Linked DNA regions of Homo sapiens: region 2 is linked to region 1. A link is a loop called in an ENCODE intact Hi-C map of the cell type or tissue named here. Cell type or tissue: mammary epithelial cell. All regions are shown on one strand. Links, peaks and the distances in the headings refer to the core of each region. The heading gives the core; the rest is flanking DNA.

Region 1 (17,137 bases), core at 4,595-8,594:
CAGGTGCTACAGGATTATGCATTTATAACACAGCAGATTTCACAATGACAAAAAAAAAAAAAAAAAAACCAAAACCACAGAAAGAAAATAAAAATGCTTATTAGGCCTTAGTCCATGGTGGATTTCTGGATTGGCCTATTGGCTTTGCTAATTTATCACAACAGGTAAAACAACTCACAGCATAGATACTTCACTCTGAGTGTGAGGTCAAACTGATTCCCTCCTCCACCCCCAATCTTCTTTTGTTTGAAGTCTGAATAGAAGGGGTGATTTACTGGAATGATTTTTTGAACTTGTGGTTTGTTTTGGTACGCATAGAGAATGGATACTGACAGTCACCAGACTTATACAGGCTGTCACTGAATGTGGACATTCACTATGTATATATAGCCTTTGCTGCCACCTCCCTCTAGTTAGTGTTTGCCTCCTAGAAGCCACAGCTGCTGAAAGGAGTATCTAGTTAAGGAATAAACAGGTTTTAGGTGGAGCCAGCAGCTGATTCTTGGCCTGAGGTTGAGTTGAACTCTACACAGAGAACACAGACATACAATGTAGAAGGGGACTCCAGTGAGCCTTGATGCCAACTCTCAAGCTCCCTGAACCCCACGTGGAAAGCAAGGAAGGCTCCCTAACCCAAAGAGACGTTATGGGTGTGGTTTCTCACCACAACATGGCGGGGTACAGTCCTCTCTCTTCTGGCTTGTGGTAGTGCAAGCTGATGGCAGAGAAGTGGGGATTTATTGTTTTGACACCTTGGGTTCCTAGAGAAACTGGATTCTATGCTTTCCAGTCTGGGGAGCCCCTGAACTCCCATGAGGTGCAAGCAAAGCACAGCTGTCCTAGAAAGTCCTGTTTTATGAAGCCAACTGGATGTAATCTTGACTCTTACTGAGTGTGGCCAGCAAAGTACGGGGCAACTCAAACAAATTTACAAGAAAAAAACAACCCCATCAAAAAGTGGGTGAAGGATATGAACAGACACTTCTCAAAAGAAGACATTTATGCAGCCAAAAGACACATGAAAAAATGCTCATCATCCCTGGCCATCAGAGAAATGCAAATAAAAACCACAACGAGATACCATCTCACACCAGTTAGAATGGCGATCATTAAAAAGTCAGGAAACAACAGGTGCTGGAGAGGATGTGGAGAAATAGGAATACTTTTACACTGTTGATGGGACTGTAAACTGGTTCAACCATTGTGGAAGTCAGCGTGGTGATTCCTCAGGGATCTAGAACTAGAAATACCATTTGACCCAGCCATCCCATTACTGGGTATATACCCAAAGGATTATAAATCATGCTGCTATAAAGACACATGCACACGTATGTTTATTGCGGCACTATTCACAATAGCAAAGACTTGGAACCAACCCAAATGTCCATCAATGATAGACTGGATTAAGAAAATGTGGCACATATACACCATGGAATACTATGCAGCCATAAAAAAGGATGAGTTCATGTCCTTTGTAGGGACATGGATGAAGCTGGAAACCACCATTCTCAGCAAAATATCGCAGGGACAAATATCCAAACACCGCATGTTCTCACTCTTAGGTGGGAATTGAACAATGAAAACACTTGGACCAGAAAGTGCAACATCACACACCGGGGCCTGTCGTGGGGTGGTGGGAGTGGGGAGGGATAGCATTAGGAGATATACCTAATGTAAATGACGAGTTAATGGGTGCAGCACACCAACATGGCACATGTATACGTATGTAACTAACCTGCACGTTGTGCACATGTACCCTAGAACTTAAAGTATAATAAAACAAACAAACAAACAAACAAACAAAACAAAACAACATATGGGGCAGAGGTGCCTCGGCAAAAGTCATCTATAAGTCACTTAAGCAAAAACTTGTAGATAAATCAGAACAGAATAGCCATTTTTATAAATAAATCTTGTAGGCCTTAACTACTTCAGCAATATGTGGGTGACCAAAAAAGCTCACTGCCCCCTCAAGAAGCTTTTCTCAGGGATTCCTTACCAAGAAAGTGCCTGCGTGTAACAAAAGGAAAAGTTCCAAGTTTAAAGAATAGGAGAGGTTAGAAACAGAGGGAAAAAGAAGTGAAAGGCATGAAGTCTAGGAGTGCTCACAAGGGCAGCCTTCCTACTGAGTTTAGCTTGCCCAGTGAATCCTAAGGCTTCAAATCCTTTCATTTAGAGTTTGAACATTTTTAATTTACTCTCTAGATATGATAGGAAACCAAGGTTGGTCCTACTGATATTCTAGAATTGCCACATTCTGCCTGCAATAGACTTCCGGGGCCAGCCTGTGAGCTTAACACCGTTTATAACCCCATTTCAGTATACAAGGAACTCCACAGTCACAGCTGCTATTAGACCCATTAAATTTATTAGTGTTAGTCATTTGCAATTGGTGGCAATCTCTATTTTATTTTTTCCCTTTCCAAATGAAAATAATGGGCCTTTTCAAGAAAGTATAACAAAATCTTGCATATCAGTATGCAACAGTAATAGTTAATGTCCTAAAAAATTGCTCAGACTTTTTCCTGGAGCAAGAAGTAAACAGGAAAGGCAACTGGCATTAGAAGATGCCTCGCTGTCTGCATGAAAGCAGGATCGGCAAGAGATGATGAAGTGCTTTCGTTGCGGTGTCACAAAGGGATGGGGCTGCCCACAAGAGCTTCTTCCAGTGTCAGTTCAGTGAACTTTGGGAAACTTCCCTCCCTGACTCCATGACAGCGCCTCCTTGAAGTGCAGTAATGAAAGCATTTCCCCTGATTTCCTCTCTTTTCTGGCTTGTGGCAGCAAAGAAGAAAGACCGTATCATCTGCTGGCTGATGAAAACTTGAATAGCTGTATACTGTCACCAGATCATTTGGAGGAAAAATGATAAATGCCCTAAAGAAAGCCTTGGGATGCTATATGTAAATCTGAGGTAAGAAGAGCCAATAAGGTCTGTGACAACATTAAGCCAGTTACTAGCAATGAAGCAATTATATGCACAACGGAAACAATCTACAGTGACAGCTATAACAAAGGCACAGGAAAGTGGGCAGGAGACTGCTTGAAATAATCTGAAATATCTAGTGTCCTGAGCAGAGAAAAGTGTGACCTGTTCCAGAGCTTGAGGGTCAGAAAGAGCTGGAATTATAACTGGAGACTGAAGGTCTCTATCATACAACTTTCTAATTGTTAAGTGCCTTAGCTTTTAGATGTGCCGGTGAAGGCGTATCTTATAAAATGACCGATGGCAAAAAATCTCAAAGTAAAATGCAAGCATTCTGAATGAAAACAAGGGGAAGGAAAGTAACAATGAGAGTGTAAAAACTATCCATGAAGTGATGGCATCTGACTTGGGCCAGGGTGCTGAGAAATGGGCATACTTACACACTACTTGCAGAAGAAGAAATTGCTACAATCATTCTGTGACAGGCAGTTTACAAATATGTAACCATGGCCTTAAAACTCTGTGATCCCTTTGACTTGGAAAGTCTATTATCTGGATATTATCCTAAAGAAATATGTATGGATATGAAAAGTGATTTAATGAAGTGTTCAACCACCACCACCACCAGCACCACCACCACCATTTCTTAGATGCTCCTTATGTCCTTCACAGGAGAAAATGTTTATTCTGGATGCTGATGGAGGCCTCAGGTGCGGGATGGAGTTGGGAAATGAATAAACACTTAAAATTTCTGTGGAAGAGACAAATGCATACTTTTTGAAGAACAACACATAACCTTTCTTTGCCTCTAAAATAACTTTAGAGATGAATTAAAAGTTCCTAAGAACTGGATGGTAGAAAACAAACGCATATGTGCAAGCTACCTTTGTTTCTGTTTGTTTTAGGTTACTAGACAACTGGATAAATGAAAATGTCTTGGCATCATGAAAACAGTTCTTTTAGTTGAATATTAAAAGGAAAAAACAGAATTATCACAAAAGTCACATCATGGTGCAGAAAACACAGGTGCCACAGCTTTATGCATTTATAACACAGATTTTACAAGACAGAAGAGAATGAAAATGTTGACTGAGGCTATTGTACTTTCCATGTCTTAACTCATTTCATGATGAGGATGTTCATTACAGTGCTATTTATGTTGACCTCCTAAATACCCATTACAGGTGACTGGTTAAAAAAATTCTATTGCCATATAATGCAAGCATTAGGAACCTACTACAAAGGGTCACATAGAGCTATATTTATAGATATGAAAAACAATCTCAACATCCTCTGAGGTAAAAAACACATAAGTACTCTACAGTATATACAGTGTGATGCCTGATATGATTTGGCTGTATGTCCCCACCCAAATCTCATGTTGAATTGTGTTCTCAATTGTTGGAGGTGGGGCCTGGTGGGAGGTGCCTGGATCATGGGGTAGTTCCTAATGGTTCAGCACCATTCCCCTAGTGCTGTCTTCTGATAGAGTTCTCACAAGATCTGGTTGTTTAAAAATGTGTAGCACTTCCCCGTTTGCTCTCTCCTGCTGCCATGTGAAGATGTGCTTGCTTCTGCTTTGCCCTTCCACCATGATTGTAAGTTTCTGGAAGCCTCCCCAGTCATGCCTTCTGTATAACCTGTGGAACTGTGAGTCAATTAAACTTTTCTTTATAAATTACCCAGCCTCAGGTAGTTCTTTATAGGGGTATAAGAACAGACTATTGTTAACAATGCTAATAGTGTCAATGTAAATGAATTGGGAAGATAATGATGTTACTTTTGTTTATCTGGAACTTTTAGATTTTTAGAATTAATGTATTACAAAAAAAGCACAATTTATTTTAAATGAGTTTTTTTTTTAGAAATTAAAAGACTTTCTTCCACAAGAAAAAACATATTTATCTGAGCAATTGTGAGGAAAATAAAGAATATCTCCAAAGTGGGGCTGATGCAGGGAAAGACTCATCCCAGATATGGACCTGCAAGACCTAATAATTCAAAATGGAGAATTCCTGTCAGCAGGTTGCATTTTCAGGGGAAGAGGACATATTTGTAGTACAGAACCCATGGCCTGGGGCATTTTAAGCCAAATTCTCCTTTGTTCACTTGGGAGCACAGACAAGAAGAGGCGCCTCTCCTCTTACTCCTTCTGTGACTCCTCAATTGCTCCTGATGTCCCTGAGCCTACTGCTGGGGTCCTGCACCCCTCGATGTATCTTGGTGGGGTGGAATGCTTATTCTGCTCTCGATGAAAACCTTGGACAAACACTGAAACCCTCAGGCAACTCAAAAACCACTGAACAAAGTGGATGTGTGGGCAGCTGCTTTTACTGGGCATAAGAGGAACTCCCTATCCCAACCACTCTCACCCCCAGAGAAATGCAAAAGCAAAGACAATTTCATAATTTTTCTGGATGGGTTTCTAAGCCTTCTGAACTGTTGCTTAGGGCATTAGGCAACCTATTTGGTTAGGTTTAACAATATTTGTGAAACTGTATGTTTTAAGTTATACTGAGAAGTTTAACAGATATTATACTGTATTATGTTTAGAAAGGAATCTTTCTCCACATGAAGGTCAAAACTTACAAATAACATAGTATGAATAAGTGTACTGAATACACACTTTCTTCTTCAGACAACATTAAAAAGATAGATTTCATAGCTTAAATAATGCTCAGAAATCTTCCGAGAAGAATTCCATTAAGTGCAAAGGTGATATATTTCTTTGTAAAGGGTGTTATTGCCTTTACAAAGATCTGGAGTGATGGTGGTGAAGAAAAAGACTGTCGCAGGTGCATAAAATACATTGACTTGCTTAAAAATATTCTAACTTGTACATGCATCAAGATCATGCAATCAACTTCTGCATAAATTTAATCAGCTTGCCTTTCCTCATCTTATGAATGAGGAAACTGAGGCACAGAGAGGCAAAGTGGCTCGTCCAGTTTAGAAACTTGCTTTTTTACAATGAAAAGATTGTCCCCAATGAAACAAAACCAGAAGCTCAGTAAAACTGTTGAAATATCACTAGACTATTTCACACTGTAGCCACATGCTACTATCAAGGCCAGAAGCTACTTACAGCTTTGGAGGTAGAGGGTGTAGGGGAGGGAGGCCCCTTATATACCAGTTTTCTAGCCTGCTCTGAGATTAGTATCACATTGATACAATCAGAGAAAAAGGTGCTGGTAGGAGTTTTAGCCTATGAATAGTAGTATTATACAGTAGCCCACTTGTACCCAGTGGGGATACATTCTAAGACACCCACTAGATGCCTAAAACCATGATAGTACCAGACGCTATATGTACTATGTTTTTTCCTATACATACATACATATAATAAAGTTTAATTTATAAATTAGGCATATAAGAGAGTAACAATAAAAAAAGAACCATTATGACAATATACTATAATAAAAGTTACATGAATGTGGTCTCTCTCTCTTTCTCAAAACTATCTTATTGTTCTATACTCACTCTCTTCCTGTGATGATTTGAGATGATAAAATGTCCACATGATGAGATGAAGTGAGGTGAATGACTCAGGCCTGGTGGCATAGCATTAGGCTACTACTGCTCTCCTGACAGTAGGTCAGGAGGAGGATCATCTGCTTCAGATGACCCTGGGTCACCGAGCCAAGATGAGGTGGATGTCTAGATGTCAGGAGCAGAAGATGTGGCTGCTAACAGGCGGGTAGTGTACACAGCATGGATGTGCTGGGCAAGGGGATGACTCATGAGTGGGCAGGATGGAGCGGGCTGCTGTGAGGTTTCATCACGCTCCTCAGAACGGTGCTCAACTTAAAACTTATCAGTGGTCTATTTCTGGAATTTCCCATTTATATTTTGAGATGGTGGTTGACCACAGGTAACTGAAACCTTGGAAAGCAAAACCTCGGACTAGAAAGGGACTACTGCATTTTGTATCGGATTGATAGCAAGCGAGAAAAGAGTTCATGAGGTCTCGACCCAAGTGGCTACAACTCACTACTGTGAAGAGTTAATACTACCCTCATGTAAGGGCTGCCATCACCATATTACATGGCTGGATTTTTGTTTAATCTTCAACAGGCTAGCAACTGCAACTCACACCATCTTTCCATTCCTGGGCCTCCATAACCCTAACTGTTATTCCCACGACGTAAAACAGAGCACAAATTTAAGGTGACAAAGCTCTGGTTGGTAGACGTGAAGTATGTGATGAGAACAGGACCCTCTGAGTACTGCACAGCCATTATGAAGTAACTGACCTATATGAAACTGCTACCATGGTTCACAAATTTATTGTCAGGTTCCAGCCTCTAGCTGTTCTCTGATTGTTCTAAGTACTTGACAAACTGAAGCCTTTTCACTTTCCGTTGAAATTGCCTCATCTCCCTGTCAGAGCGCCATGGGGGACTCCATTACTTTTCTGACTTCTCTCCCCTCCTGACAAGTCATTTAGCTGGCTTCTTGTTGTGAAGGCTGTCCATGTCAAATTAGCCAGGGCCCCTATTGTCCTTATTACCACTCGAAAAGCCATCATGAGTAATGCTACGGGGTCCCTCAGTTGTCATCATTTGTCAGAAAGAAAGGGAGTGTGGTTACATATAGCTGACAGGTAATTTCAGTGTCTACAATTACCCCAATTAGTCTTGTCATAAACAATTCGATAAATGCACACCAATACAAACAGATAAACACACCAAGGTCTCTCACTATTAATGCTGTGTATTGGGTAAATCAGTGATATGATGCTATATTTTATTTATTTTTTTAAACTATCCTCAGCTGTGAGCTGGCACTTGCTACCTGGTCAGCACAAATTGTACTATCTACTTTCATTAGCTCATCACCACAAGGAAACTTGAAAGGCTGTGACAAAATTCATTTAGAGAGAGAGGGAAAGAGCAGATTGTTATAACACCTGCTTTAGGCAAGGATATAACAAAGGTTTTCTTTTTGTCAGTTCTAAGCAACTATGGGCTTTAAAGTTCACTATTTTGTGTTAAAACACCAACATATGAAATATGAGAGAAACAGGGAGTTGAAAAATAATCTCCACACTGAAATTAGATATATGATTTGAAAACAAAAACAAAAACAAAAACCTACTGCCAAATGTGCCAGTCAGCAACCATATATTTTAAAACAAGATTGTGGGCTGGTAATTTCACATTTAAGATAATTACAGTTCTCTTCAACTAAGGATTCCCCACTCCCTTTTTAAAACTGTACCTTAAAACCATATAAACCAATAAAGCTCACCATGTTCGGGGTCAAACTTATTTATCTACTCCAGTCCTCATAGGAATTTGTTGAATAAAGGCATCAACGCTTCTCCTTGCTGGACTCAGCACAGAGGTGATAAAGACCTGGTAAGTGTGGCACACTGGTTCTCTCCCATATTCTCGAAATACCAGGGAATGAACCTGTTTTAACACAACACCCTCTAGGAGCACTCTTCAGTTACATTCTATATTCAACCCTGAATAAAACGCCCTTAAGTTCGCTCTTGTGATCCACATAAATAAAGGCTCAAGATTCAACATCTGTAGCGTCCACTGCACCCTGTCTGTTTGCTGACCGCAATCTTAAGTGATGGCTGAAAAACCCAACACGAGGATATTGTTGTAGGAAATTGCTCTTGGCAACTATTTGTTCAAGCTCAAGATTTTTTTTTTTTTTAAACCAACACTAAGAACTCACCAGAAAATAGGACAGGTCTCCCTAATGAGTAATCTATTTTAGCACAGTCTTGTCTAGGCATGACAGTTTACTGAGAGGCTTGAAAAACTCGTAATTACCAGTGTTACAGGGCAATTAATGTATATTACACTGCACTACTCATGGCAGCAACTGTCATTTTCTCAATAAAAATGAGTACTCTTCAGCTAAAGGTGACATTAATTGGGACTTTAATGACTATGCAGAGGAGCTGAAGCCAAATATGAACAAAACAGCGATTCAATGAGCGACTTCAGAAACGAGAAAATTGTACTAAAATGAGATTAATTGCTGTTTAGAAAAAGGAAAGAACCTAAAAAGCTATTAAATTGCAGGGTTTGGGTGCCCGGGTGATGGTTGTGATGTTAATCTTGCATTCTCACAGCAGGCAAATATTCACTAAATTCAGAGCCTTTTGACAGCAGGAAAAATCATGTATGCTTAACTTCAATCCATCAAAAATATATTTCAGCTTTTATCAGTGTTCTAAATACTTCTGCAATTTCAAAAATTACTGCTCCATTCCTTGGCTGTCATCATGCAAATGTGAACACTGTCAATATTGCTATGAAAAATTTCCCAGCTTCAAAAGGCCTACTTCAGTGATAAAGAAAGAAAAACGTGAAGATTAGAATTGCAAAACACACACTACTAATATAACAGAAATCAAACAATAAGAATTTAATGTTTAAGTTGTGGAAACTGCTAAAATAGAAAATGATGGGGTGGGCCTTTTTTTTGGTAGAAAAATCAAAGAAAAATAATTCTGAAATTCTTTCAAGGCGTGTAACTTTACGCTTAATTAATCATCCCCAATAATTAGGACAGAATTTTGCAGCTTGACTTCAGGTACTATAATTGTTAATACTGTTCTCTAGTTTCTAAAGGCCTTTTTATCCTTGCTTCTGCGTTCTTTAAAAACAATTATATAATTGTTTTTCTTTATGGCCTTTTCAAATATCATGATGACTGTATATACAAAACACAGCACTTAAACTTTGACATGTAAGGGGGATAAATATATTTGATAACTCTGAAGTTATATATTCCCTTACTTGGCCTTTTTTTTTTTTTTTTTTTTAAGAGAGACCATCAACTTAGTATTTTTGTTAAAGAGGGAGTTTTCAAAAGAGTTATATTTTGGACAGAAATGTAGCATGCCCAATAGCTGCCCCATAAAAAGATTAGGCCTGACTTCTGAATACTGTGCACTTTCCTACTGCATAAGCAATCCTGTTTGTTCTCCATTTTAATATTTAAAGAGCCTTCTCATCTACAGTTTAGGTCAGGGCTCAAGACACATTAACAGCCTTATAATTCTGGACATACTCAAGAACCACATCCACTAAATGACAGGGGGTAGTGAAATAGTGTACTTTCCATCTTCAAATCAATGATAAGCCCTGTCTATTCTAAAAATCCAGAAATACAAATCACCTGACCTCCATTATGAAGACTGGTTATTGGCCACTTGTCTGCCAGAATATACTTAGAGGGCCACTGTGGGAGAAGAGGAAGGAATGGAGAGAGAAACACATGCATACCCACGCATAAGTCTGTACAAAACGGCAGGATATTCTGCCAAGTTTTATCTTCTAGCTGTTTTATTCACTATAAGCATGCTTTCTTACGTTTTGAACCCAAACTTGAGTGTAATCATCTTTGCAAAACAAGTTGCTTTCAGGGTCCAGCATTTCTCCAGTATTACCTGCTCCTCCTCTTCTTCCAATTTTCCCTTTTCTTGTATCTAGACTTTCATGTTAACAGCACAATTCTTCCCCAAGAGTCTAACAAATGTTCTTTTTAGTCCTTTTCTGGGGGGTGAAAAGGGGCTTTTGTTATTCATTGTGCCATTTCAAAAACCAAGCTTCTCTTATACCTCAAAAACAGCTTTATTTTAAAGACAAAAAATTCACCAAGCTCCCCCTAAAAGTCTTTTCAGGCAGAGTCCTTAGAGAACACAGGTGCCTTTGGCTAAATTATCTCCACTGACAAACCATTCACATAAATTTGCTTTTTTTTTTTTTTAATAAAAAAGTACATGTCAATAGTTTGATTCCATTTTGTCTATGCAAATACCATTGATAAAAATTTCAATGGAAGTTTTCAGGGAGTGGAAGAGTTCCAAGCTAGGTATTGAAATGGGACTCAGGAATAGGATACTAATTCACCAAACTTGCCAAGAATGATCTAACCCGGTAGCCATACAAAGGCAACTGCAAACCATCTACATGATCCCAGATAATCCCTTATACTGTATCTCTAGGATCTCATCTCCATTCTGCAGTTTACTGTGAGAGGCTCCGTTTGGGGCTCCAGGTTTCCCATTTGCAAAATGGGAGCAACTTTGTCATGCTAAATTTGCTGCCTGTGAACTAGCGCTGAGCACTTGGCAGACACCACCAGCTCCAGGAATGTTAACGATTGGAATAAACCTTTAGGAGAGTTCCTAAAATGAATTTATTTGATACTGTTGTTCAATTGCTGAAATTCTTTACCCCTCACAGTTGCCGCAGTGGTGCTATGAGAAAAGGTGATCACATTGAATCATGCGAAAGGCTTGCACAAAAAAGCAGGAGGCATTGCTCTTTCAGCTAAGGCTGAAATTCCATTTTTAACCTCATTATTATTTTGCACAAATATCATACGTCTCTCTTCCAAAACACTATTTAATAGTTTAAATTTCTTATTCAGGCCCCTCCTAAGATTGAAATGTACCACAATGCCCATCAATCTCACAATTGACAGACCATGTTTAAGCTGGGAATAGTGACAAGTTACAGGGACTTTTTTAAAAAAATCAATTCCAGGAGATTAGTAAGATGCGTTTTTAGATACATACCCTCAGAACATTATAAACTCAGTGAGAAGCCAAACTGGAATATCTCAAGTTTGGAAGATGAACAATATTTTGATGTGCCAAGGCTAATACATTATATGTTTCGAGTCTTACTATTAAGACCTGTAGCAACTGTTTCAAGAGATGAGTAGAAATGAAACAAATGGTAAATGTTTATTCAGTCACACAGTTCTGAAAGAAAACAACTGTTAATTTGCATTAACTTGGGATCACTTAGCAGACTGCTTTTTAAGAGCTATCACCTCTCAGCAGCCCATAAAACAGGAAGCTTTCATTCACATCCCTTGTACCTGCTCCAGCAATATGATATTTCATTTACATTCATTTTCCACTCACCACCAATATTCAACAAATTAAAAGTCACTTCAAAACAGATAGCGTTCTTTGTCATTGGGAGGAGAAAGTCAGTGCAGACAGATGCAGCCTCATCTACTTTATCTTCTGAAATACAAAGTTCTAGAAAGATAAACTTAAGGTATGTTTTGAGTCATCAATTAAACATTGTATTTAATATATCTTTGGCATAACCAGGACAGTTATCCTGCATAAATAAAAATTTAGTGCCCTATATTTATAGGCAACAGAATCTAAGCTATTTAAATGAAGGTAAATCATTTTTATTCATCAACTTTTATTTCGAGTTCTGGGGTACATGTACAGGATGTGCAGGTTTGTTACATAGGTAAACGTGTGCCATGGTGGTTTGCTGCACCTATCGACCAATCACCTAAGTATTAAGCCCAGCATCCATTAGCTATTCTTCCTGATGCTCTCCCTCCCCTGCACCCCCAACAGGCTCCAGTGTGTGTTGTTCCCCCACCCATGTGTCTATGTGTTTTCATTGTTCAGCAGCCACTTACAAGTGACAACATGCAGTGTTTGGTTTTCTGTTCCTGCGTTAGTTTGCTGAGCATAATGGCTTCCAGCTCCATCCATGACCCTGCGAAGGACATGATCTTGTTCCTTTTTATGGCTGCATAGTATTCCATGGTGTATATGTACCACATTTTCTTTATTCACTGTATCATTGATGGGCATTTGGGTTGATTCCACGTCTTTGCTATTGTGAATAGTGCTGCAATGAACATACACGTGCATGTATCTTTATAACAGAATGATTAACATTCCTTTGGTTATATACCCAGTAATAAGATTGCTGGGTCAAATGGTATTTCTACTTCTAGATCATTGAGTAATCGCCACACTGTACTGTCTTCCACAATGGTTGCAAATAGCAATTTTTTTTTTATATTTTTAGTAGGGATGGGGTCTCACCATGTTGCCCAGGCTGGTCTCAAGTTCCTGGCCTCAAGTGATCCACACACCTTGGCCTCCTAAAGTTTTGGTATTATAGGCGTGAGCTGCTGTGCCTGGCTCTCACATTAACTTTAGAGTCTTCCACCTAGGCAACACTGGGTGCTTTTAGAACATTGTTTTCAGGAATACCTAGGAATTTCCATGGCATTAAGACATGAATTAAATCTCTTCTCAACCATATGTATGCCTATTTTTAACTCTATTAGTGCCATATATATATATATATATATATATATATATAAAATAAGCATATATATATGCTTTTATCAATAAAAATGGAATGAAGTTCTTGGTAAAAGCAAACATAAAGAACACTTAGTTAAGTAGTAAAAATATTCATTTTGTGGATATTGATCTAAAATTTAAAATACCTAAATCAATCAGACTGGGCTTCCCTTACCCAGTACCGTCTAAATGTTAGAAGGTTGTTCATTTATTTTAATGTTTCAATACAAAAATATAAAAAATAAAAGGGGAGGTTTTGGCAGTTCACATTAGCAAAAAGACAGATGCTTTTTCTTGTCCTACCTATAATTTTGTTTGTTTGCTTTTTTACCTCTGAGTTGTCCACCCAACTAGCCCCACACCTCCACCTGCTGATCTCCATGGCTTTTCCTAATAAGTTTTGTAGGTCTTTGTCTCCCTTTTCAGCAGTTGAGTTATAAGGTTGGCCTCTTTTATAATTATAGTATAGCTTTATCTTAAAAAGTTTCGGAACTGGCAATTCAGTGAGTTAAAATGGGAAGATATTTTTCAATTGGCCAAACAGCTAATTCTTAAAACTGCCCTTACTTGGAATGAGGGCAGCTGGATCAAAACAGGTCTCCTCCCACAGACTGAGCTCAAGCCACTGCCTCAGTGCTCCTTCCTGCTGTACGTTAAGTATTGAGCTATCAGCAACGTCACCCTCCATCCCACACATCAGAGACTGTAAGCACCTTGAGGGAAGGAATCAAACCCATCCTTGGATGCCTGGTACATAGTAAATGCTGAAATCCTGGCTCTGACGCTGATGAATTAATATTGGACAAGTCACTTTATCTTTCTGAGCCTTTGCTTTCCTATCCATTAAAATGCTTTCAGTTTCCTAGAGGAGTGGTTAGCTCAAACGAAATAATGTATATGGAGGTGCTGAATAAATGCAATGGATTACTACAGCTGTTGTTAATAATTAGCATTTGGATTTATAGAGTAAAATTGCACTGTTTCATGGGACGAATGAGGGAGGTTCCTAATGGTCTCAACAGTTTTTTTTGCCATAAGGAACATACAAAAATGTAGTTCCCTAAGAATTTTAAGATGACAGTCATACCCACATAGGTTTTTTGGTTTGGATTTGTTTCTTCTTCCCCTCTCCTGTGCCCCCACCACACCACCACCGCGAACCAACACATAATTCTTTTCTAGGCTCTGGATCCTGCTCAGGAAGAAGTGAAGTGCTCAGGTGACTGGGTCTGGAGTTTCAAACAGAGGCATTTTCATTACGGCAACACAATGCATTTGCAGAAGGTATACTGGCTCTGCTAAAAGGCAGGATTCTGCTGAGGTGGCCAAAAGGTCGGGGGACCTGGTTGGTGCCCTGTCTCCCACCTCCCAGCACCAATGCCCTTTCCTTCTCAGACTTGCTGCTCCTTCAGAACCTGTGTCCTCCCTTCACTCAATGGCCTGGTGAAAATAACATAGATAGGAGAAAATCAGCGTGAAAAAAGAACACTTGGACAGGTAGGCCACCTCTCTATGGTTGTTTGGGAGCTAATAAGCTGGCCTTGACAAAAACACAGATGTACTTTTTTGTTTTTGCTTTTTAAAAGAAGAACCACTGTTCAATTACTGATGCAATAGCATCCCATTCCTAATGTTCAGATCCGATCTAGCGGCAGACAGCCAGCTGAGTTCAGTCTGAATCGTGCCACAGACTTCATAAGACAGCATTTATCTAGTGTAGGATGAATAATTTCCACAGACAGTGGAATTATTTGAGAAATCTATAAAAATAATGAAACTTCAGAAACCTTGGTGAGCTTAAATGCTACATGGGCCACATATCTCCAGTTCCCTAAAGGACAAAAGGCACTGCAGGTGAATCCAGGGCAGGGCATTATTTTTAAGTCACCAGAGCAATACAAACACATTGTTTGCTTTAGGTCATCTGGTTTGTCTTAATCACAAGCTAAAAATTCATTTATAATGCAGTATACAAATGCCATGTTTATATCAGTATCATATGCTGCTTGCTTGAAATCGTATACATTAAAATTAAGAACAGAAATCCAAGTTAATGGTCTAAGACAACCAATAACAAAACCACTAAATTCCAGTTGTCAAACATCATTTAATATGTATATTTCTGGGGTTTTTTGGAACAGTAATTATTAAAACTTAAAGCGATACGAGTGAGTGTTTATGACTTCCTATTGAAAAGCCCAACTTAAAGAGCATTCATTTCAGGTTGAAGAAAATCACGTGGCCGTCTCTGTGCGATGGCCTACTGACTTTATATCCTCTTGTCAAACCTCAGCAGTTTTATTTGTAGTGATACATGCCGGAGAAGGTTGGAGGTTAAAGTTGATAGGAGGGGCAACAGGAAAATCAACCAACTCCTTTCAAGAGATTACAACCTTTAGCATTTTGGGTCTGTCGGCAGTTTCTGCAAACTTTACAAGTCTGTGGTTGGTGATGTTTTTAAAAAACTGACCCTCAAATCAGAAGTCACATAGATCTAGTAAATGCACTTTTGCTTTGAAATAATCCCAAGTGGTGAATGTACCCCCCAGTTGATGGCTGCACGTTTTGTTTGTTTGTTTGTTTTTACTTTTTTGGTACCTAAATCTAAAATGGAAAAAATATCTGCTAACTTCTCAAGTATCTGAGACCTTGGAAAGTGAAATTACTAATCCGAATTCACTATGTGGTTCCAAAAACAGGGAAACAGCTGTTGTGAGAGAGGAAAAAAAAAAAGGAAAATGAAAAGGCCTCTGCTGGAGGCAAACTTTGTTGGGCAAGGAGACAGTTTGTTAGTGCACCGGTTTCTGCCCTGCAGAAGTGTTCAGATTCTTAGCAGTGTCACACTGAAAAGTGAGACATCTGGCTATGGCATCTATGCCACAGCACAGAATTATAACAAAGTCACAAACTAAGACCCGGCAATGACTGCAAAACATCTCATCCCGTATCTATTTACCTCAACTTGGCACACACTGGTTTACTTACAGATACTTTCCATCAAGTACTTCTAGTTACCTGTTGTCAAATGTGTATTATGTGGCAGGCACTATGTATATCTAAGCTCACTCAAACTTTACAAGAATCCAAATTGTGCCCATTTTACAGATGAGTAAGAAAAGAGAGAGAAATTGAGAGATTTGCCCCAGGTCATACAAATGAGAGACCAAATGAGAACCAAAGTTATTTCCCACTGCCACTCCCCCAGACCTGTGCCCTTTCTACTCAGCTATATTGCTTCTTGGGTTGTAACGAATGATTAAATAACTTCTAGACTATTTCCCTTCATGGTTAAATTTTTAAAATCCTTATTAGCTGATTTTAACTCACAGTGTAGTGTTATGTAGCAGCAAGGGAACAAGACTCAGAGTGAAAAATCCTCAGGTCTTGTATTAGGTCAGCATGTGGTTGGCTCGGGGGTCTGATAATATTATTGGCTGCCACTAATTATTAGGAAAAATGTTTTGGTATTCAAAGAGTTCTCTATGTCAAAGTGGTAGACAGCAGTTATATAATACTAAGTACTTGTGAAATTCAAACAATTCCTACCATAAATGTTAATTCATTTCTGTTTTTAAAGATTTTACTCAACCCACTGATTAGTGTTCAACACTGAGTGACTTAAATCTCCCTGGGCCTTGGTTTCTTCACTCATGAAATTAGATTATATCTATGAGAGATCTTGGCTAGCTCTAAGAAGACTAAGTCTGTGATTTTTTAAAGAAAACCACTTAATTCTAATAAATACACTCATAAAGCTTTTCAAGGAAATAAAGACACTTACCTTTATGAATGAAAGTTAAGAAAAGAAACACAACTTTGAGAAAAGTTCACTTATAAAAAAGAGCATGGAATAAATGAAAACTCTAGGCCAACTGAAGCCGTCCAACAGCCGCCCTTTTTTTGGGAGCCCTTGCAGCTGCAAATAAATGCTTTAAAAATAAATTTACTTGGGAATGACCTGAAAGGCAAATTATTTTGTCACCCAGAAATGTTTGTTACAAGTGTTACGGGAACTATCAACTTTTATTTAGAGAGATAATATAACAAACATTTTCCAAACATTGCTACTTATTGTTTAAGATGAGGAAACACATGCTGGT
Region 2 (17,137 bases), core at 3,627-7,626, 63 kb after region 1:
CTCACTGGATCAGAGAGAAAACTGCATTCTCATTGGATCACACATGCAATACGGTGCTTGACTATGAGCACTGGGAGCACAGAGTGCTTATAATCAATCACTTTGTACTAACTAGTGTAGTTCCTGGCATGCAGAGAACACAACAAAAGTTAATTGAAAAGAATGAATAAATAATGAAGGGAAGAATTACATGGACTCTCAGAAACTGTTAGAAATTATCTGTGTTCATTGGTAGCTTGTCTCCCTACTGGACCATAACCCCATGAAAGCAGACACTTCATCTGACTTATCTAGTGTCTAAAACAGTATCCAACTTAGTAACTTATTTGTGGAATAAATGAATAAATATGCACATGAAAAATATTTTCTAGTTGGAGAAACTAAAGTCATTTATTCAACTTTGACCTGTCTTAATACAATATACTTATGTGTGGAAGTACAAATTGGATAAGTTTAAAAGATAGGATGAACTCCTATCAGTACATTCAAATCTTCAATGATAAGAACACTTCTGTTTTTCTTTCCTATAGTTCCTGGCTAGATCTTGTGCCATAACAACTGCTCAGGATGTAGTTATGAACCAAGGACATTTAAGAAAGAATTAGTAATTTATTTTTCCCTTCAATTGTTAAGAGTAAAGATAAAATATGCATTTTATAAAACAAATATAGAGCACAATGTGTGGCAAATTTAGAATGGGGTAAAATATTTTAGGGAAAGTCATAATTCTTAAATTAAGAAGGGTTAATATATTAAAAGATGAGAATATTTGTCTTTTGAATGCAGTCCAAATTAGAAGCCAACAGAGAGAGAGAGAGATTTTACTTCAGCTTAGCAAAGGATCAAAATAAATTAAACATGTTTGCAACATCTCTGCAACAAAATTCAAGGTGTACACATGTAAACAAGAAAGACTAAGATTAGTGGTCTGTTTATTTACCAATATTTTTTCCATAGTTGGCTTTAAAATGATCTATCTAAATTTACCTGTCACAACACTTTAAATCTAATTAATCTCTGTGAAGGGGTATTTATAAGGTAAAAGGACAACAGCCCCATAACAATATTTCATACAAAGCTTTCAATTTTCATTTTTCAACCACAAACATATGTTAATTCAGTGCTACATTAAAAATACAAAGAATTAACAACTTCTTTATAGGTTGATGAGGAAATGCTTTAAAACAGGACTCAGGTTGCATAAACTTCCTATATTTCATTTATTTTTAAAGATCAATTAAATATCCTGTTTGAGTATGCTTCCATAAAATAATTACCTCTAGATTCTACAGCACAGAGGAACAGATGAGACCCATCAATTTCAAGTTCCCTTTCTGTACTTGTTTGCAAGTAGAGATGATCCCCAGACCACATTTTTACATTGCTTTTGTCAGCCATGGTGAATCTAATTTAACACGTTCAAGTTCAAGTAAGTTGAGGACTAGGACTAAGTTTAGCCCACATCTACAACCTTTGCTTTTTTTCCCAGCTGGGATTGGCTAGTTCTCAAGAAGGAAGCAGAGAAAAGTTAGGCCAAACAAAAAAATGGGGCTGAAGGCCTGACTGTCCACAGGCTGATGGTGCCCAGAGAGTGGTGCTAAGCAGCTCTGACAATGATGCTGCTTAGTTGGTGGCTTAAAACAAAACAAAAAATAGACTTGGCCATGACATATAGGCCTCTATCTGAGTAATCAATGTGATCGGATGTTTCACAATACTATCAGAACTACCTGGTTCCAAAACATATCTCATAGTGCATCACAGGTCACTCATTCCAACTGGTTCTGAACTATTACGTATTTTCCTTTTGATTAGACTTTTAAAAGGTGATTTCTTCCAACTTACCATCTTTCCATAGGCTGAACAATTCAACTGTCCCCATATGAAAAACCTTGCTGCTTCTACATACTGAAATTTAATTTAGTGACTTGAGAACACTTGCTTAATTAATCAACTTTATTTAAGCCTAACTAGGGAATATTTATGATATCTCCAAGCTTCAAATTAAAACAATCTTATAATACATTCAATTTTATTCTACAGTTTATTAATAAAAACATTGAACATTAAGATTTGGAATAGATTCTTTGTAGGACTTTATTAAACATCTCTTCCTTATTTGACATTTCTCTGCATTTGGTTTGGGCCAATTCTTTGCCCATTTTGGAAAAAACCTTATGTAATCCAATGTTGTTCTATTTTTTGTGTATGTCCTAAAATAAACATCATGCAGACTCTTCAATATCTATATAAAACAGATCTGTATAATAATAAAATGACTTGTATGAAACCTTTACAAATTACCATATTTAAAGTGGAGAAGAGAAATTAATTCATTGTAGAGTGCTTTATGGTTTCTGTGATCACTTATTATATGTATAGTCCTTTGAGGCTTAATTTCTAATGCTTAAGAGATGTTGAAAGAAATAATCTGTAATACACAAACACATGAATACATGTGGGATTTTTAAAAAATCATAATAAATCCATGATGCCAATGAACGTTTGGCATGAAAATAAAGGCTTAATATTTTGCTTTCAAGTAAAAGTACTACCCAGTTCCATATATGAGACAAATATACCCAACATGAATTTTTCTAACTGTTCTTTTTAATATATAAAACATTTTATAGACAATATTTCTTTTGTTTCCTTTTCTCATAAGGGCTAGATTATGGTTAATATCTCATGACACCAAAAGTAATACTGCAACAGATATTAAAGCATTTTTTCAGCCACTTATTCTATAAAATATTAATTGCAAGCTTGTGCATGTGCTGTATATATAGGAGATTAGGTAACTGAGTTCCTGCTCAGTTCCAAATCAATAAAAGATAATATGCACAGCATCAATCATCATTCACTCTTCCTTTAGTGGAAGATTTTTAAAATATATATTTAAGCACTCAGGGAGACAACACAAGCTAGAGAAGATGTGAATAATACTTACCTAGGAAGGACAGGTTTTTCTCTAGAAGCAAGTCTCTCAGCAGGACCTCATGCTCATGACCAATGGCACTGGGAAGTTTCAGTTAAGGGGGTAACACAGGCAGAATTATACCAGCAGGAAAACGCTAATACCAGGTCTATACTTTGAGCAGCCATTTTCACCCTTAGTCCACATCTTGGAGGAATGAAATCTCTACACACATCCCCTCATTTAAATAATTGGATAGAATTTTTCTATAATTTTTTAAAACCTTTTTTTTTTTAATAGAGACAGGGTCCTGCTCTGTTGCCCAGGCTGGAGAGCAGTGGCACAATCATAGCTCACTATAACCTTGAACTCCTGGGCTCAAGCAATCCTCCCACCTCAGCCTCCTGGGTAGCAGGGACTACAGGGGTGTACCACCCACCACGCCTGGGTAATTTTTTTTTTTTTTTTTTTTTTTTTAGAAATGGAATCGCACTATGTTGCTCAGGCTGGTCTCAAACTCCTAGGCTCAAGTGATTCTCCGACCTCAGTCTCTCAAAGTGCTGGGATTACAGGCATGAGCCACTGTGTCCAGCATTTTCTATAATTTTTATATATATTTTGGCAAACAAAGATTTGTAAATGGATGTGTGCTTGTATTTTGAAAAGAAGGAGAGTCATTTTAAATGTACTTTAATCTGTGTTAAAAATCTTCCAATTCAGCTGGGCAAGGTGGCTTGCGCCTATAACCCCAGCCACTCTGGAGGCCGAGGTGGAAGGATCACTTGAGGCCAGTTGGGTAAGGTAGCAAGGCTCCCGCTCTTAAAAAAAATTCTAAAAAAATTTTTAAATTAAAATCCCTCAACTCAATTTAGCATACATTTATTAAGCACTTAATAGGTACAGTAAAGAATACTAGGCAGTCTTTGCCCTAGAAGAATTCCTAATCTTAGAGAATTCTGTAAATCTTCTGTGAATTCACATTTGTCATCAGGCCAACATTTAGAAACTTCTTTGTTTCACTTCCAGTCGACTGTTGTTGAACTTTTGCCACTGGCAAGCCAAACAAGTAACTTGTTAAGAATATATGTAATCTGCAGGAAAGACATCTTAGTAAAGAGTTGTGGATTAGGGTGTGGGTACAGAGGCTGTTTCAAGAGTCTTTTTCTCGTGTGTGTATGCGTATGCATGTACATGTATCTAAATAGATATACATATGAATATATATTTTTTCAGTGCTTACTATGTGGTAGGCACTGTGTTAAGTGCCTTTAGGATGTTATTTTATCCTCATAATTACAATCCTTATTTTATAGATGAGAAAACCGAGGCCTAGAAGGAACCTGCACAGGGCATACAGTTAATGAGTGGCAAATAAGATAACAACAAGATCCCTGTCAAGTCTATGTTTATGACCTCCATATAGCTTCTCAAAAAGTATTAAAATTATGGAATAATTGATAATAGCTAATATTTCTTAAATATAATGTATGAAGACTTTGTACTAAATACTTTGAGATACCATCTTATAATAGCCACACAAGTAGATACTATTATTAGTCCCCCGCCTCTTTTTTTTTTTGAGATGGACTCTTGGTCTTGCCCAGGCTGGAGTGCAGTGGCACAATCTCAGCTCACTGCAACCTCTGTCTCCTGGGTTCAAGCAATTCTTCAGCCTCAGCCTCCAGAGTAGCTGGAATTACAGGTGCCTGTGACCACGCCCAGCTAATTTTTGTGTTTTTAGTACAGATGGAGTTTTACCATGTAGGCCACGCTGGTCTCAAACTCCTAACTTCAAGTGATCTGCCCATCTCAGCCTCCCAAAGTGCTGAAATTACAGGTGTGAGCCACTGCACCCAGCCTTTTAGTCACATTTTTACAATTAAGGAAAGTAAAGTTCAGGGAGGCTGGGGAATTTGCTGAAGGTCCCGTGGCTGGTAAATAATGAAATCAGGAGCAGAACATGGAAGTGCTGTGTATTTTCCAAACAGATGAGATTGCCCAAAGTCTGAAAAGGAGTGTTATCCTAGTCTAGTATTTCAACTGACTCAAAAGCATTTGCATTTGGTAATAATTATGTGAATCATTACCTTCATTGTCCTTTTCACTGATAACGTCAACCTGGTCACGTCACTCCTTGGCTTACCAGAGAAGCTGATTCTGATCATGCACTGCACGAGTTCAACTTAAATAAAACTTCGTTATTTATTAAAAAAAAAATTCCTAGAGAATTATCTTGCATTTTACCAATACATACAGGTGAATATGGTTTAAATCTTAGAATTCAAGAGATGTGGCCATTTATGTTCCAGCAAAACATGCCCTAAGTCATCATTATTGCCTTTTCCTCCAGTTGTCCCTTGCCTTCCAAGGCACATGGCTGTGCTTTTTAAATTTCTAAAGAGAAACAAAATAAAGGAACACATTTTTAAATCACAAAATTTCACAAATTTTCAGAGTCCATTGAAGACATTTGATGAATAACTCTCAATGGTCTCTCATTACTAGGGGCATCCCACACTTTAGAACTAAATTATTTACTTCTATTCCACATAAATGTGCTCTCATTTTTATTGTTGTAAATTATTTACATCTAAAATGTTGAATCATGAAACTGAGGTCTCTGATGGTACAGAAATGAAACCCACAGCATTTGAAGCTTCCTGCATCATTACCTTTCCTTGCTTCATAGTTTATGCTTTTGTCTAATAGCTGTGTCCTGGAGTCACACTTTGGAAAGTTGAGGTGGCTGGTTTCTCACATTTTTTCCTTGGTGAGTATAAGCTGTGGTGGGAAAGGTGTAGGTGGGCATGGCTGCATAGGAAAAAATACAGTAGATAACAAAAAAAAAGAGAAAGCACAATGATGATGTATATACTCTTTGCTAACTGTGCTTTCTGTGATGTCTTACTAGTAAATGACCAACTTACTTTATTCTACTTACACAAACATAACATTTTCATAAGGCACTAAGAAGGTTTAGCACCTATCTTATTTACTGAATGTGTGCTTTCTTTCTCACATCATGATGTAATTTACTGAGAGTAAGCAATGTAAATATTACTAAACTATCAGAAAAACAAACAGCACATTTACTCACATGGAAAAACAATAATTTTTATTCAGTGTGAAATAAAATAATTATGCTGATCAGTCTAGGAAACATCTATGCAAGTGCATTTATACATTATATGAAACTGCTACTACTTCAATGCAGAGACAACATCAGTTTCTCTGTAAACTTCCCAGCCTGTTTTATTTTGCATGACAAAAGCAATCACCAAGTTGAAATTTTGGAAAGATATGTTTCTTAATTATGCTTTGCTTGATATAAACATATATGAAATGCAAAGTCTAGAAAATAAAACTTATAAAATCTGTAGTTTTACTGGCAACAGACATAATGAAACTGCAAAAATTATAACCTAGTCGGTGAATGTAATTTATAGACATACGTCATTATCTTTATCAATTGAAATCATGTACTACATTAAATTCTACTGGCAATAACACAACCAAAAAAGGAAAGTGAATGGTGGCAAAAATGTAAGGAAAATACTCCAGACAGAATTTATAATGCTGTATAAGCAAAAACACTTAGACTTTGTCTATAATAATACCTATTATTGATGTATGGCAGTGACCATGGGCAAAACTTGTAAATAACCTCACAAGCCATTTTCTTCACCAGCAATACAGCAATCTAGTTTCCCGTAAGCATCTCAACTATTACTGAAAAATAGCCTCCTGGCATTTACAAAGCAGTTGACTTCATACTTTAGTCCGTGCATACATAATTAGATAGTTATATTTAAAATCAATATGCAATCCTTCAAAAGACATTATGCTTTTAAAACCTTAACTTTAAATTGATTTTTAACTATTTTATGTGCTTTAAAATTAACATGTAATTCAACCCCAGATACTCTGAGATGGTGTTAGTTGATATATGAATGTGCTAAACTTTCTCAGTGTTAGCAACATAAGGTTGGTACTCCTACAGTTTCTAACACTATCATTAATTTTATACTGAATATAGAAGTACAATTTCACTTTGGTTTAATAAAAAGGTGAGCTTGGGATAATGCTGTGTGTTTTTACTAATTTAAGCTAGACTGGAGAAACAGACTTGGAGGAGAAATACATAAAGGGCTGTATCTTCAATACTGAATATTCTTGTAAGAGGGCTCTGTTCAAAGGTTATTCATCAAAGATTAACTTTACTTATATAGGCATGATTTTCTTATTAAAAATGTTACGACTCTAAGCCTTTGTGAAAGAAGGTGGAATATAAACACATACATGTACACGATTTGACTAGCAGGAGTTTCCAACAAAAAGCCTCCTAACTAGTAATTACTGAGTCACAATTCATCACAGTGCCATCCATGCTAACAAAATCCATACCAGGAGGGACATGTTTATATTATTAAGAGGGGTGAAATTCATGGACTCGGATAGAAATTATTCTCATAAAAATTACTCATTATTTACCATTTAAATAGCACCTTTGAGGATTATCAAAAACCTTGCTGTTGCCACAGTACTACTAAATTTATTGATTAATAATGTCCTACTTTATGTAGTTACTGTCTGTTCAATCTTGTTTTAAAAAGTGAACATTAACTCTTTAGTAATCTCAATGTCTTTAATGAAAAGTGACTGGACATCTGTTTTCACAACCTTAAATGTATTCCAGGAGGAAAAATTAACTTGATTTCTCTAAAAATGTTTATTAGGAATCCAAATGCCGGCTCAGATTGTAATCAGCATTTAAGCAATAAGAATCTGTTGCCTTTAAAATGTGATGTCTCTGGAAGCATTTTAATCACAACCTCCTTTAACTCCAGGCTCTAAATTTATTCTCGTAAATTCAACAAAATTTGGCTCATTTTAAATGGAAATTTGTTATATTTTTAAAAAATGTTTACTGGGATGGGTAGATACATTCCAAGACATTACGTTACCTGCCTAATGACTCTGTACCTGTAAACTCATTGAAAACCAGGCAGTTTGAAAGAAGCATGTGAATGTGTGACTGCTGAACTGACATCTTCCTGTGGTCTACCTGATATTTCTTAAGCTGTAGAAAAGAATGGTCTGTAGTGACCCTCCAGTTGATTGAATGTAAAATAGAAGAGTATGAAATGTGTTTTGTGAAGCAGAACTTTATGTCAGGTTAAAGCTAGACACATCTCCACTGAGTCTAAGCTCGTCAATTGCGCACCTAAAATTTTATGGGAAAGGATACTGCTTGATGCAGTCCACTAGTGGTCCGTAACAGCAGTCGTTCACAATGCACTGCAGACAAATAAGAAAAGGGGTCTGGGGTGGGGCGGCTACAAAAACTATTACAGTAAACAATATCCTAAAAGCAGTAATTACTTTTCTTCCCCCACCCCCGCCCCCCAAAAAAAGAAAGCTATCAAAAGGCGGTTCGGATTTAATCACAGAAAACAAAAATTGCATGCTTTTTATTCACTATAAAAGCAAGCTATTAAAAAGTGAAATGCTCTTCTCGCAAATACTGCATTGCCATTTATGGTGCACCCTGACCTCAGTGATAGTTTATGATGACAGTAATTAAATGAGGTTTAAAATCCTTTACTCTGCTAGGCAGATAACAGCATTGCCACTGAAAATAGACAGCTGTGATTAATACCTGATAGACCTGATTTGCTAGAACTCCATCTGGAATCTGAGAAGGGTCCCGTAGCATACTATTTATAATAGACTTGGAGGCTGTAGAAGAAAAGAGATGAACTGTTAGCAGATAGTCAACATACTTTTAATGCAACATGAGGAGTGACATATATCTACATATACACAAACCATGAAAACAAAAATATGACTGGCATTAATCATTTTTTCCTTTTTCTATAATCTAACAGAAGCTTTTAATTAGACCATTTTGCCAAGTTTATAAGCCACACTACCAGATTTGATGATGACCTAATTTTTCCAAGGTAAATTAACAAGTACAGACCTAAAGCATATGTCTCTTTTGTAGATAAATAAGCTTCCGAAAAGCCCATTTGGGGTAAAAAAAAAAAAATCAGAAAATATTTACCTTTTGCAGGTAGTTATTTTATAACCAAGCATATGTATATGAAGAGTTTAATGAAGACAGGTCAGATCTGAAGTCTTTGAATCTGACCTGTCTTCACTAAACTCTTCATATACATATGCTTTAATTATATCAATTAAAATGGCTTTCAGCCATGAAAGAATCTTCTAATTCTAAACCTTTCCAAAATAATTCTCATCAACTGCCATAAAATCCTATCTCCATTCCACAAGTGAGGAAAGTAGGTAAAACTGACTGAATTGAGAGAATCTTAAATAAGGAAAATATATACAGAGAGAGACACACACACACAAGTTTTCCACCCAAAATATGCCTCAACTTGCAAATTAAGTTGAACCCCAAGGGAACTGCTATAGAAGAAGAGGGGGCACTAAGGGAGGCATCTGATGAAGGTGCTATAGCAAGTGACATCCTTTGGAAAGCAAGGTAGGAGATCCTGACCTCGCTGCTCACTAGGCATGTGGCAGCCACAGTAGCCAGAATTCCTTTTAATGCATGGGAGAAGGGCAGGTCTCTAGGCTGAAGCTAAGTCACGTGTTGCCTAGGTATCGATTATTTCAAGGCCTCCAGTGGAATTATTCACCACAATTTAGCAAAATGGCTTATGGTCTGATCCACACAAGCACAAATTAAAATGCATACTGAATAATTATCTAATTATCATCATTCAAGTTCTGAGATAATTTCGGGTCTAACTTGTTTTCTTTTAAGATTATGTTCTTTATCAAGCTCTATACTATAAGAACACTGATACATAAGATAAATGTTAGTGGCCAGGCGCGGTGGCTCACGTCTGTAATCCCAGCACTTTGGGAGGCCGAGGCGGGTGGATCTTGAGGTCAGGAGATCAAGACCATCCTGGCTAACAAGGTGAAACCCCGTCTCTACTAAAAATGCAAAAAATTAGCAGGGTGTGGTGGTGGGCGCCTGTAGTCCCAGCTACTCGGGAGGCTGAGGCAGGAGAATGGCATGAACCCGGGAGGCGGAGGTTGCAGTGAGCAGTGATCGAGCCACTGCACTCCAGCCTGGGCAACGGAGCGAGACTCTGTCTCAAAAAAAAAAAGAAAAAAATGTTAGTAAATACTGTGGAAATAAATAAGGAAATTACATCTTATTCACTTAAAAATAGTATTGGGTCTGCAAAGAAAAAATGAAGCATGATTATTTTAATTACTGCCCACTGTTAGTCATATAACTACATGCTTATAGCAACACTTATGTACTTAGCCATTTGTGAACACGTGTTTGCACTGCAAGTGAAAAGGTCATATGGAATCTCCAAAAGAGCATCACCCAGCTATCCTATCCAGCCCTATCTCTACAACTGGCTCTGCAACCTTGGCAAGTTACATAGCTTCCCAAGTTTAATGCCCATTGCTATCTGTAGAAAGTGAAAATATTATTTAAGCTGACTACCGAAATAAAGTGTTCTTGTGTGGTCTCTAGAGAAGACAGCTAAAGCACTATTTTGCTAAGTTCAAGTAATAGTAAGAATCAAATCAAACTTAGGTATTTACTTCATACAAACCATAGGGTTGGACTCAATTATTTCTGAAAGCAATTACCACTGATAAGTGGTAAAAATATCGGGAATAGGAAACAATGAATCATCTTCTTATAAAAGAAAAGATTACAGCAGCAATAGTATTAAAAAAATAATGTGCCTGGGAAACTCAGTATTCCCAACCTAATTCTAAGGCCTGGCCAGTCAGAGGGGACCAAAGCAGTTGTCCATACCTTTCATTACCTTCTAGAGGGAACTCTCTCTGGCCTGCCACTCGAGTCACCACATGGTAATGGCAGACACATTCTTTTATGTTGCCCATAATGCCAGCAGAGGCCTAAGAAAATAGGAGCACCTTCTCTGTATGGACCCCAGTCATGGTACATTCCAACTCTCATGAACCCATGTGAGGAAGAGATCACTAATATGTAAGTGGCCATGACTAAGAACGCTATCCTATAAAAATTACAGATCTCATATCAAACTATATGCAAACTCCTGGCTAAAATAATAAAACAAAGGCTGTTTTTTAAAAAAAGAAAAGGGACAATACTCCGTGACATAAGAAAAGTAGTCATTTATTTTCAGCCAAAAAAGGGAAATATCAAAAGAAAAAATAAACTGATGACATAATTTTCCTCACAATATAAATTTTAGAACAGTGGTATGCTTATCAGGATTAAGAATCATAGGCAATAAACTTTTTTTTAAAAGTCTGAATATGTTGAATAAACACTATTCAAATGAAAGGAAACTTGCCAGAGGAAGTCAGTTGTTTTAAATGGAATAACAGCAAAAAGTATACATTGAGTCCACATTCATTTTAACCTCAACAAAATGTCTTTTCTCTTCTTGCAACCCACCACTTTTTAGTGCAACAGAGAAAGTTCCTCTAGGAAGTGACTGCCTGTGCTGTGGACCCAGGATGTATCTGCCAAACACACACAGCTCTTTCCACTCAGGCTTCATGAAAGTATGTTGGTGTCTCAGATCAAGCCAGAGAATGTAAACCTACTTTTACACACAGATTCTGAAGCTTAGGAACTGCCATCTCAAAGAAATGAATAATAACATCAACCAGATAAGTAAATGCGACTGGACAACCTTGTCATGGCCAGAGCTAAGAGGCCTCAAGAAAGCCTGTGTCTTTTATGGAAGCTGTTCCTAGACCACCTCTGGCCAATTTGCATCTGGCTTTTTTAACCACACATGGACAGGATTCCTATTCTCCTCAACCTTTGGTAGAGGCATTCATTCTGTTGATTTCACACTTTGCCTCTGCCATTCCAGGATTACAATGAACAGGATTACAATTTTCTACAAAGTATGTATAAAGCAGGAATGTATGAGTCACTGGAGCTAGATTCACAAGAATAGGAGAGACTTGGTACCTGTTAAAGCAATGCCTGGACTAAGGCACAATGCCTAAGATTATGAACTTTTTGTTGTGAAGTATTTTTAACATAAAGAACTAATATATAATAAACATCTGTGCACTCACCACCCTGACCTAACTTCTACGTCTGCAATAAATTTGCTTTAGATAGTCTCATATTAATTTGTATAAGCTTTTTTTTTTTAATTTCTCAGTCTTGCTAGAGGTTAGTTTTACTAATATTTTCATGAGACCAAATGTTGGCTCTGTCGATCCTCTTTACTGTACCATTTCTTCTAATTTCATTGACTTTATCCTTTTTCATCATTATTTCCTCGTTCCCACTTTGAGTTTGCCACATTACTCTTTTACTATTTTTATAAAATTCATTTTCAATTTTTTATTTTAAAATATACTTTTCAAGGCTATAATTTTTCCTCTAAATTTTGCTTTAGCTACATGCCACAATTTTGTTATCATTCATTTATAGTTTACACTTTCCATTATTTCATCTTTGACCCATAAGTTATTTAAAAACATGGATTTCTGCTGTTTCTAATTTGTGATGTTTATATTAATATGGTTTGTTTCACTTTCCTTGTGTTTTTATATGTGATCAATTTTTGTTAATGTTTTATATGTCTTCAGAAAACTGAAGTTCCTACTTTTGAGCTGCAAGGTTCAGATATGTCTAGTAGGTTAAGATTTTAATGGTATTATCCAAATCTTCTGCATCCTTGTTATTTTTTTTTCAACTACACATGAAATAATCATCTACTACTACTGTGGAGTTGTCAGTTTCTCCTTATAATTCTGCCAATGCTTGCTTTCTGTATTTGGAGACTATACTGTTGGGTGCCTGCACTCTCAGTTGTTATACACTGAATTCTTGGTAAGTATGTCTTTTGGCAAAGTCAAGACTTTCTTTAACTCTAATAAAGGTTTTCTGTTAAATTTAATGTGACCTAGTGGTAATACTTCTGCAACACTTTTCTTTTGGATAGGATCTGCCTCCCTCACATAACTAGTGTTCCATTTCTTTTTATTGTTGTTATTAGTTTTTTATTTTCTAATGTTAATTTTTATTGTACTAATTTCCCCATTTCTTTACTTTGAACTTTATTGTGTCATTATGTCTTACGAGTGATTCATAAATAGTATTTTGTTGGATTTTCTAAAATCAAATTTGACAATCTAAGCTTTTTTAAAAATGTGAATTTAACCCATTTACATTCATTACAACTGATACATTCAGGCTTATTTTTACTCTCTTATTTTCTGTGTTCTGCTGATCATTCTCTTTCTTTCTCCTCTTTTCTCCCTACCTTCTAGTTAATTAAGTTTTCTTTATTCCCCTATTACCCTTTATTCCCTTGGATATAATACATTCTACACTGATTTCTCCTTCCATCCCTCCCTCCCTCCCTCCCTTCCTTCTATTCTCTTGGAAATAATACATTCTACATTGATTTGTCCCTCCCTTCCTTTCCTCCCTTTCCTTCCTTCCTATCTTTTCCTTCCTTCCTTCCTTTTCTTCCTTCCTTCCCTCTCTCCCTCCCTCTCTCTCTCCCACCCTCCCTCCATCTTTCCTCCCTTTCCTCCCCTCCCTCCCTCCCTCTCTCCCTCCCTGACTACCTCTCTCTCTCTCCCTCCCTCCATCCTTCTGTCTGTCCCTCTGTCCCTCTGCCCTCCATCCCTCTGTCCCTCCCTTCTCTCTCTCTCTTTCTTTCTTGTATTTTTTTTAGTAGAGACGGGGTTTCACTATGTTGCCAGGCTGGTCTCAAACTCCTGGGCTCAAGTGATTCACCTGCCTCGGCCTCCGAAAGTGCTGAGATTACAAGCATGAGCTACCGTGCCTGGCCTCTATGATGATTTCTTTTTCTTTTTTTTTTTTTTTATTATTATACTTTAAGTTTTAGGGTACATGTGCACATTGTGCAGGTTAGTTACATATGTATACATGTGCCATGCTGGTGCACTGCACCCACTAACTTGTCATCTAGCATTAGGTATATCTCCCAATGATATCCCTCCCCCGCCCCCCACCCCACAACAGTCCCCAGAGTGTGATGTTCCCCTTCCTGTGTCCATGTGTTCTCATTGCTCAATTCCCACCTATGAGTGAGAATATGCGGTGTTTGTTTTTTTGTTCTTGCGATAGTTTACTGAGAATGATGATTTCCAATTTCATCCATGTCCCTACAAAGGACACGAACTCATCATTTTTTATGGCTGCATAGTATTCCATGGTGTATATGTGCCACATTTTCTTAATCCAGTCTATCATTGTTGGACATTTGGCTTGGTTCCAAGTCTTTGCTATCGTGAATAGTGCCACAATAAACATACGTGTGCATGTGTCTTTATAGCAGCATGATTTATAGTCATTTGGGTATATACCCAGTAATGGGATGGCTGGGTCAAATGGTATTTCTAGTTCTAGATCCCTGAGGAATCGCCACACTGACTTCCACAATGGTTGAACTAGTTTACAGTCCCACCAACAGTGTAAAAGTGTTCCTATTTCTCCACATCATCTCCAGCACCTGTTGTTTCCTGACTTTTTAATGATTGCCATTCTAACTGGTGTGAGATGGTATCTCATTGTGGTTTTGATTTGCATTTCTCTGATGGCCAGTGATGATGAGCATTTTTTCATGTGTCTGTTGGCCACATAGATGTCTTCTTTTGAGAAGTGTCTGTTCATATCCTTTGCCCACTTTTTGATGGGGTTGTTTGTTTTTTTCTTGTAAATTTGTTTGAGTTCACTGTAGATTCTGGATATTAGCCCTTTGTCAGATGAGTAGGTTGAGAAAATTTTCTCCCATTTTGTAGGTTGCCTGTTCACTCTGATGGTAGTTTCTTTTGCTGTACAGAAGCTCTTTAGTTTAATTAGATCCCATTTGTCAATTTTGTGTTTTGTTGCCATTGCTTTTGGTGTTTTAGACATGACCACATACTTGGAAGTAAAGCTCTCCTCAGCAAATGTAAAAGAACAGAAATTATAACAAACTATCTCTCAGACCACAGTGCAATCAAACTAGAACTCAGGATTAAGAATCTCACTCAAAACCGCTCAACTACATGGAAACTGAACAACCTGCTCCTGAATGACTACTGGGTACATAACGAAATGAAGGCAGAAATAAAGACGTTCTTTGAAACCAACGAGAACAAAGACACAACATACCAGAATCTCTGGGACGCATTCAAAGCAGTGTGTAGAGGGAAATTTACAGCACTAAATGCCCACAAGAGAAAGCAGGAAAGATCCAAAATTGACACCCTAACATCACAATTAAAAGAACTAGAAAAGCAAGAGCAAACACATTCAAAAGCTAGCAGAAGGCAAGAAATAACTAAAATCAGAGCAGAACTGAAGGAAATAGAGACACAAAAAGCCCTTCAAAAAATTAATGAATCCAGGAGCTGGTGTTTTGAAAAGATCCACAAAATAGATAGACCGCTAGCAAGACTAATAAAGAAAAAAAGAGAGAAGAATCAAATAGACGCAATAAAAAATGATAAAGGGGATATCACCACCGATCCCACAGAAATACAAACTACCATCAGAGAATACTACAAACACCTCTACGCAAATAAACTAGAAAATCTAGAAGAAATGGATAAATTCCTCGACACATACACTCTCCCAAGACTAAACCAGGAAGAAGTTGAATCTCTGAATAGACCAATAACAGGATCTGAAATTGTGGCAATAATCAATAGCTTACCAACCAAAAACAGTCCAGGACCAGATGGATTCACAGCCGAATTCTACCAGAGGTACAAGGAGGAGCTGGTACCATTCCTTCTGAAACTATTCCAATCAATAGAAAAAGAGGGAATCCTCCCTAACTCATTTTATGAGGCCAGCATCATTCTGATACCAAAGCCTGGCAGAGACACAACCAAAAAAGAGAATTTTAGACCAATCAATATCCTTGATGAACACTGATGCAAAAATCCTCAATAAAATACTGGCAAAACGAATCCAGCAGCACATCAAAAAGCTTATCCACCATGATCAAGTGGGCTTCATCCCTGGGATGCAAGGCTGGTTCAATATATGCAAATCAATAAATGTAATCCAGCATATAAACAGAGACAAAGACAAAAACCACATGATTATCTCAATATATGCAGAAAAGGCCTTTGACAAAATTCAACAACCCTTCATGCTAAAAACTCTCAATAAATTAGGTATTGATGGGACGTATTTCAAAATAATAAGAGCTATCTATGACAAACCCACAGCCAATATCATACTGAATGGGCAAAAACTGGAAGCATTCCCTTTGAAAACTGGCACAAGACAGGGATGCCCTCTCTCACCACTGCTATTCAACATAGTGTTGGAAGTTCTGGCCAGGGCAATTAGGCAGGAGAAGGAAATAAAGGGTATTCAATTAGGAAAAGAGAAAGTCAAATTGTCCCTGTTTGCAGACGACATGATTGTATATCTAGAAAACTCCATTGTCTCAGCCCAAAATCTCCTTAAGCTCATAAGCAACTTCAGCAAAGTCTCAGGATACAAAATCAATGTACAAAAATCACAAGCATTCTTATACACCAACAACAGACAGAGAGCCAAATCATGAGTGAACTCCCATTCACAATTGCTTCAAAGAGAATAAAATACCTAGGAATCCAACTTACAAGGGATGTGAAGGACCTCTTCAAGGAGAACTACAAACCACTGCTCAAGGAAATAAAAGAGGATACAAACAAATGGAAGAACATTCCATGCTCATGGGTAGGAAGAATCAATATCGTGAAAATGGCCATACTGCCCAAGGTAATTTACAGATTCAATGCCATCCCCATCAAGCTACCAATGACTTTCTTCACAGAATTGGAAAAAACTACTTTAAAGTTCATATGGAACCAAAAAAGAGCCCACATCGCCAAGTCAATCCTAAGCCAAAAGAACAAAGCTGGAGGCATCACACTACCTGACTTCAAACTATACTACAAGGCTACAGTAACCAAAACAGCATGGTACTGGTACCAAAACAGAGATATAGATCAATGGAACAGAACAGAGCCCTCAGAAATAACGCCGCATATCTACAACTATCTGATCTTTGACAAACCTGACAAAAACAAGCAATGGGGAAAGGATTCCCTATTTAATAAATGGTGCTGGGAAAACTGGCTAGCCATATGTAGAAAGCTGAAACTGGATCCCTTCCTTACACCTTATACAAAAATCAATTCAAGATGGATTAAAGACTTAAATGTTAGACCTAAAAC

What was found. Hi-C counts contacts between places; a loop is a spot of excess contacts. Peaks named below come from ENCODE experiments on the same cell type or tissue, not always from the same donor. Only the 100,000 strongest peaks of a DNase experiment are listed, where the experiment ranks them.
Region 2: it touches region 1 in a loop (5-fold over the local background); 1 of 110 quality-filtered maps calls a loop at or near these places.

Annotation. Positions count from the first base shown.
Region 1 is chr15:36,747,146-36,764,282 of GRCh38, reverse strand. The region is part of intron 10 of CDIN1 (CDAN1 interacting nuclease 1); the gene reads right to left. Among named protein-coding and RNA genes, the nearest start is that of CDIN1, 180 kb to the right of the region's middle. RefSeq lists enhancers at 6,540-6,589, 10,682-11,250. In mammary epithelial cell, for the core only: no CTCF peak of the experiment used is centred there; a DNase peak (open chromatin) is centred at 6,682.
Region 2 is chr15:36,683,204-36,700,340 of GRCh38, reverse strand. It overlaps CDIN1 (CDAN1 interacting nuclease 1), which reads right to left. Exons shown (of 11, transcript NM_001321759.2): 6 at 8,577-8,656; 7 at 8,166-8,215; 8 at 2,951-3,018. Among named protein-coding and RNA genes, the nearest start is that of CDIN1, 110 kb to the right of the region's middle. In mammary epithelial cell, for the core only: no CTCF peak of the experiment used is centred there; no DNase peak of the experiment used is centred there.